2 separate regions of the Homo sapiens genome follow, and region 2 is linked to region 1. Evidence: read pairs that join two places in POLR2A ChIA-PET (ENCODE). Cell type or tissue: MCF 10A. All regions are shown on one strand. Each heading gives the region's core, and the rest is flanking DNA. Links, peaks and the distances in the headings are about the cores only. Region 1 overlaps NAV2 (neuron navigator 2). Region 2 overlaps NAV2 (neuron navigator 2).

What was found. Peaks named below come from ENCODE experiments on the same cell type or tissue, not always from the same donor. Only the 100,000 strongest peaks of a DNase experiment are listed, where the experiment ranks them.
Region 2: POLR2A ChIA-PET joins it to region 1 with 5 read pairs; 2 of 35 experiments call an interaction of 5 or more read pairs at or near these places.

Annotation. Positions count from the first base shown.
Region 1 is chr11:20,049,392-20,052,301 of GRCh38, reverse strand. NAV2 (neuron navigator 2) reads right to left here. Exons shown (of 38, transcript NM_145117.5): 16 at 2,401-2,466; 17 at 969-1,013. Among named protein-coding and RNA genes, the nearest start is that of NAV2-AS2, 1.5 kb to the right of the region's middle. RefSeq lists an enhancer at 2,630-2,910. In MCF 10A, for the core only: no CTCF peak of the experiment used is centred there; a DNase peak (open chromatin) is centred at 1,601.
Region 2 is chr11:19,827,522-19,830,431 of GRCh38, reverse strand. The region is part of intron 1 of NAV2 (neuron navigator 2); the gene reads right to left. Among named protein-coding and RNA genes, the nearest start is that of MIR4694, 69 kb to the right of the region's middle. In MCF 10A, for the core only: no CTCF peak of the experiment used is centred there; a DNase peak (open chromatin) is centred at 1,871.

The sequences.
Region 1 (2,910 bases), core at 385-2,884:
TTGAAAGGAAGCATTGATACCTACCTCACATTACTGTTCAAAATGCTCTCAGTCTTAAGAGCTGCAGGTTATTAACTATAGACATACATGACAGCAATGAAACATTTCATTCCAAGTCCCATTTTATGCGAAAGCACTTAATGCTTAGTGCAGGGTGAAGCTGATGCTACAGGGCATGTGGTGTTTAGAAAGCAGAAGAAATGACGGCTGCAACCATAAGACAGCAAGATCACAGGGGAGGCATTAGCAAACTGAATTTTCTCTGATTGGCAAAGTGATATAGATGGTGTGAGCAATGGTGACTTATAGCATCTTGTTTTGCCAGGACTAGCACCAAAAACGAACCTGAGCCACCACTTACCAGGAATGGAAGGACAGTCCTTCCTGGGAGTCTTTTCTTTATTATCCACCAAAAAATGATCACACCCATGTCTTGTTGGGCAATGAAAGTGGACCAATTTTCCATTAGAATATTTAGACAAGGGCAAAGTATCTGTCTAGCAATTTTTTATGGGCAGAAAAGTTAAATATTTTCAAATTGGGGGAAAATATTCCTTGCCTCCTGTGCTCTTGTCCTAGCTTACAAATCAGTATGCTATAAGTCATGTCCTTTCTCTTGGAAGACAGCCATGTTAACAGAATGGTCATGGTGAAGTGCTCAGAAATTAAACCCATTGGCCCCAGAAGCAGTAATGACTGCTCCTTGGGCTTGCCCAGGGATGTTTTTCATGAGATGGTTTTACCACATTAAGCCTGAAAAAGCACAGCCCCTGCTCAAGCAAATAAGCTGACAAATGGAGAGTGAGAACGAGAGGGTGCAAGGGGAGCCGTCATCCAAAAGGTCCTGCTGTGGTGGTCAAAGCGGGGACCCCAGCCCAGCCCAAACCCCCACCAGCCATGAAGGAGTCACACAGCCAAGCTCCAAAGCCACAACAGATGGCACAGATGCAAGGAGGAAACACAGATACCTGAGTCCTTTCTTAGGCAAAGTGTTCCTATCAAGGTGCGGGTCACTGTAGGAAAGTTAAAACAAAAATAAGAACTTCAGAGCAGCACACAGAAGGCAGAGAGAGGGAAAGCTAGGGAGGGGACTGAAGGGCCCTGGAGAAAGAGGTGCACATCACCAGGAAGTGCCTTATCCAGCTAGGCGTGCAATGCAACACATCCACATCCGTGGAAAACAAAAGAAACCCAATCCTCAGCCTGAGCTGACACCAGCGCATACTTTACCCCAGGTCACCAGGAGGCCTGAGTCCCTTAACCCCAATTGTTCCTCGTTTTCCACAGATTCAAAGCAAAATTCAGGGGTTGCTCCACCTCAAAGCAGAGGTCCTGTGCCTTCTACTGCCCAGGGGCACTCTCTGCACCAACACGGCTTCTCAGAGAGAGGGATGCCCACTTCCCTGCACCCCTAACTCTGGCCCACCCCCTAAATGCCACTGGCAATGACTTCAAATGGGAGAACAGACTTGTTGGAGGTTTCAAGAGGCCAGCAGTCTGCATATTTGGAATTCATCTGTAACGAAGTGAATTCCAGGTCCCTCTCAATTTCTGCGGCCCAGGCATAGCTAGGAGCTGAGTCCTGGGTGGGGCATGTTACAACTTGCTGGCTGATGAAGTCAAAGCACTTGGATTTCTAAAGACCAACGGTTTAAAGGCTTGGTTTGTGAGCTGACAAAAACAAAGTTTTCACTGTTGATGGGGTGAAGGTTTTTTTTTTTTTTTTTTTCTGGCAGGAGACAACATCTGTTTGTTATGTTTGGCCAGGTCATCACTCCCCCACAAAATTAAGGACAGTATCCATCTCTGAGGCCCACCTACAGCTGGGGGCAAACACAAGCGTGTACATTTGTAAAGTCTTAATACTCTACACATTCTTTTTCATTATCATCGCAGGAAATGGGCACACAGAACACAACAGTCTGCAAGACATAATGAGCCAAACTTCAGCAAAGGATTTTGAAAGGGAGAAGAGGCAGCTGCATGGGGAGGGGTAGACAAAGGTGAGGGCCAAGCTACACAGTGGGTGGCAGGTCATTTCTGGGCTTGGGGTTGGGGGTGGCAAAAGGAATGGGAAGGAAGCTGAAAAGCAGGAACATGCCACAGGAGGCCACAAGAGATGCAAGCGAGAGCTTCCGCTGCCCCAGATCAAGTGGCAGGGTTTAAGGTCGCCTTCCCAAAATGGGAATGAAGAGGCCAGCCCAACTCCACCTCTCCCTGGGCTTTAGCAGACAGAGGAACAGACTCTCACTGGCATGTCCATGTGTCACAGAGTACACTAGAGCCACAAACACAAGCAGGTGGCTTAGGCCAACAGCCTCGCACAAGACATCTGGCTTGACAACGAATGGGCAGAAGAACCTAGAGGCTCGGTTGGTCCCCGGCCTGCAATGTCATTACCTGTCCTGTTTCCTGGGCAGAGTACTTCTGCAGAACTTAGGGCTAGCAGCAGGGGAAGAGAGAGGGCTAGAAGTCCAGGCAGGTAGAAAACAAGAGAAGGAACGTTAGCTTGGAAGAAAGGAGAGGTGTTGTTATATACATTTTTTTCATTCCCCATGCTGATCCTCGCTTTCTTCCCTATATGCAGAAACTGGACACATTTATCCCTGCTGCAGAGAAATCCAGGGCTCTGAGAACACTTTTAATTTCTTGATTTCCTATCAGTCCAGGAGGAGGGTGTTTGCCACAATGACAACAAACCTACCCAGCTGTCTAAAGAGCATCCTACTAAACACTCCATGTCTGCACCCAGTCACCTGCTCTGCTTGCACAATTACAAGGGGAGGGAAAAGAAGCTGTTGATGAACAAACAGGATAAAACTGAAGGATTTCAAAAGCTGAATGCCATTTCAAATGGTAGCATAAATCTGCCCCCGAGAGACTGAGCAGCTCCAAGCACCAAAAATAACC
Region 2 (2,910 bases), core at 324-2,823, 220 kb after region 1:
AATAAGTGGCAGAGCCAGGATTTGAGCCCAGACTAACCTATTTTACAATCCCTTTGACATCCTGCAATGCCTCTCTGAATACAAATGTGAATGTTAATCGAGTTATTCATCCCTTCCGTGGCATCCTCCTACTGACTCTAGGTTCATGCCTCTATTATGTTCTCAGTGAAAGAATTTATCTTATTTTATTTTTATTTATTTTTTCCCAAGACAGAGTCTCGTTCTGTCACCCAGCCTGGAGTGCAGTGGCGTGATCTCGGCTCACTGCAACCTCCGCCTCCCGGGTTCAAGAAATTCTCCTGCTTCAGCCTCCCAAGTAGCTGGGATTACAGGTGCATGCCACCACGCTTGGCTAATTTTTGTATTTTTAGTAGAGATGAGGCTTCACCATGTTGGCCAGGCTGGTCTCTAATTCCTGGCCTTGTGATCTGCCCACCTCAGCCTCCCAAAGTGCTAGGATTACAGGCGTGAGCCACCGCACCCGGTCCCAGATTTTAAAAGTAATCAAAACCCAAACCTAGATCTTTCCCTTGCTATCTGAATGCCTTTGGATAAGTGACTCTACTTTTCTGGGCTTCAGTTTACTCACCTGTAAAATGAGTACAATAAGGCCTGCTTCAGAAGGTCGATGTGAAGACTCAGAGTGGGACTATATGGAAGTGCCTGTCCTGATCCATGCTGGGGCTCAGGAAGTGAAGGCAATTGGGGAGAAGGGTAATAAAGAGGCGTGCTCTGGAACTGACAGAGTTGCTTTAATCTTAGCTTCTATGCTATCAATTCCCTCTGTGCCCTCTGGCCTAAGTGTTGTCATTTGCAAGATAATGATACCTACATCATTGGTATTATGAAGATGAAATGAGCTCATACATACAAAGGTCACAGAATCTGGCACATGCTAAGTGTTCAGTAAATAAAAGTTAGTAATAAAAAATTTTATTAACAGCTTCGTGAAATGGACATAACAAAATCGGCCACAGCCTCCACCCTGAATCTCCAGGATACAAATGACTCAAGGATTTCTTCCCCTTCTCACAGCCAAATTTCAAGAGTCTGGAATATCCCCTACCTGGAATAACAAAGTATGGCACAGTGTCAAAGAAAAACAAGTCAGAAACCGGCCAGGCTGGTATATAAAGCAAGGCTTCCTTCCCTAACTAGGGGATGCACCACACTGCTCTCTCAAACCCTGGAGGGATTTCCTCAGCCACGTGGGAGGGACCATGAAGTTTACAGTTTAAAGCCACGTGCACCTAAAACATCAGCTGAGTGAGAAGTGAACATCAACAAGGGCACAGCTGAGTGGGATGAGATGCTGTGCCTCAGCTCATCCCTTCTTAGATGATTAAGGTTCTTTAAAATAGACATACTGTCTCTACAACTAGGTTTCTTTGTGAGTTTGCACAACACAGCAAGAAGCCAAGGTTAAACTTATTTCAACAAGTGCACATACACACACACTGCGATTATAGAGCCACGGTGAGGCCACACAAGTATCAGGTACACTCACAAGAACTTCTACAGGATAGAGTGGTTGGAAACGGCTCTGCCAAAGTGAACTTCTCATTCTGAAACAAGAGCTCTTCTCTCAACTTTGATTTACCTACACACCAATGCCAAACGAACTTTCCTAGGGCGCAGCTCTAATCTAATTACCCGTTCAAAAAATCATCAATGGCTCCCCACTTCCCACTGAATTAAAGGCAAACTTGAGCCCAGGAGTTCAAGACCATCCTGGGCAATGTGGTGAAACCCCCTCCCTACAAAAAACACAAAAAATTAGCCGGGTGTGATGGCACGTGCCCATAGTCACAGCTACTGAGGAGGCTGACGTGGGGGGATCACCTGAGCCCTGTAGGTCAAGGCTGCAGTGAGCCGTCATGCATCATTGCACTCCAGCCTGAAAAAGGAATGAAATTCTGAAACATGTTACAACATGAATGAACCTTGAAAACGTAATTCTAAGTGAAATAAGCCAGATACAAAAGGACAATATTGCATGTTTCCACTTACAGAGGTACCTACAAGAATCAAATTCATAGAGACGAAGTAGAATAGGGGTTAAAAGGGTCTGGGCAGAGGGAGGAAAGGGAAGTTTTATGGGTACAGAGTTTTGGTTTGGGATGTTGAAAAAGTTCTGGAGATAAATAATGGTGATGGTTATATACCATTTGTTACATGAATGTACATAATGCCACTAAATTGTATATGTGAAAAATGGTTAAAATGGTAAATTTTATATCTATTTTATACCATCCCCCCCTTAAAAAATTGTTTTTAAGAGTCAAGGTCTCACTCTGTCTCCCAGGCTGGGGTGCAGTGGGGTAATCAAAGCTCACTGCAGCTTCGAACTCAGCCAGCTTCCCTGACTCAAATGATCATCCTGCTTCAGCCTCCCGAGTAGCTGGGACTACAGATGGTGCCATCACGCCCAGCTCATTGTTGATTCCCTCCCCACCCTCCCCTTCCTCCCCTTGGTAGAGACGGGATTCCGCTCTACTACCTAGGCTTGTGAAACTCATAGAACAAAGGATCCTCCCTCCTAGGCCTGGGCGTGGGCTCGCAGAATGCTGGGATTCCCAGATTACAGGCCGGTGCACCACACCAGGAGCAAACACTTCCCACTTTAAAAATTCAGTTTGTGATTGGCTGTCATTCAGTATTATGCTAATTAAGCATGCCTGTTTTTAAACTTCTTAAAACAATTTTTTAAAATTAAAAAAATAATAAAAATAATAAAGGCTAACTCTTCACACTTCAGTCAAGGCAGCCTTATCATCCATCTGTCCCAGAAAGTCCTCCAGCCTTTGAAGGGGAGGCAGCGTGTGTGGAAGAATGCAGCCTTTGGAATCTGAGCTAGTCAAGCTGGCCCTTGGCCCTGGGCAATGTTAGTTTCTACTAATCTTTCTGTTC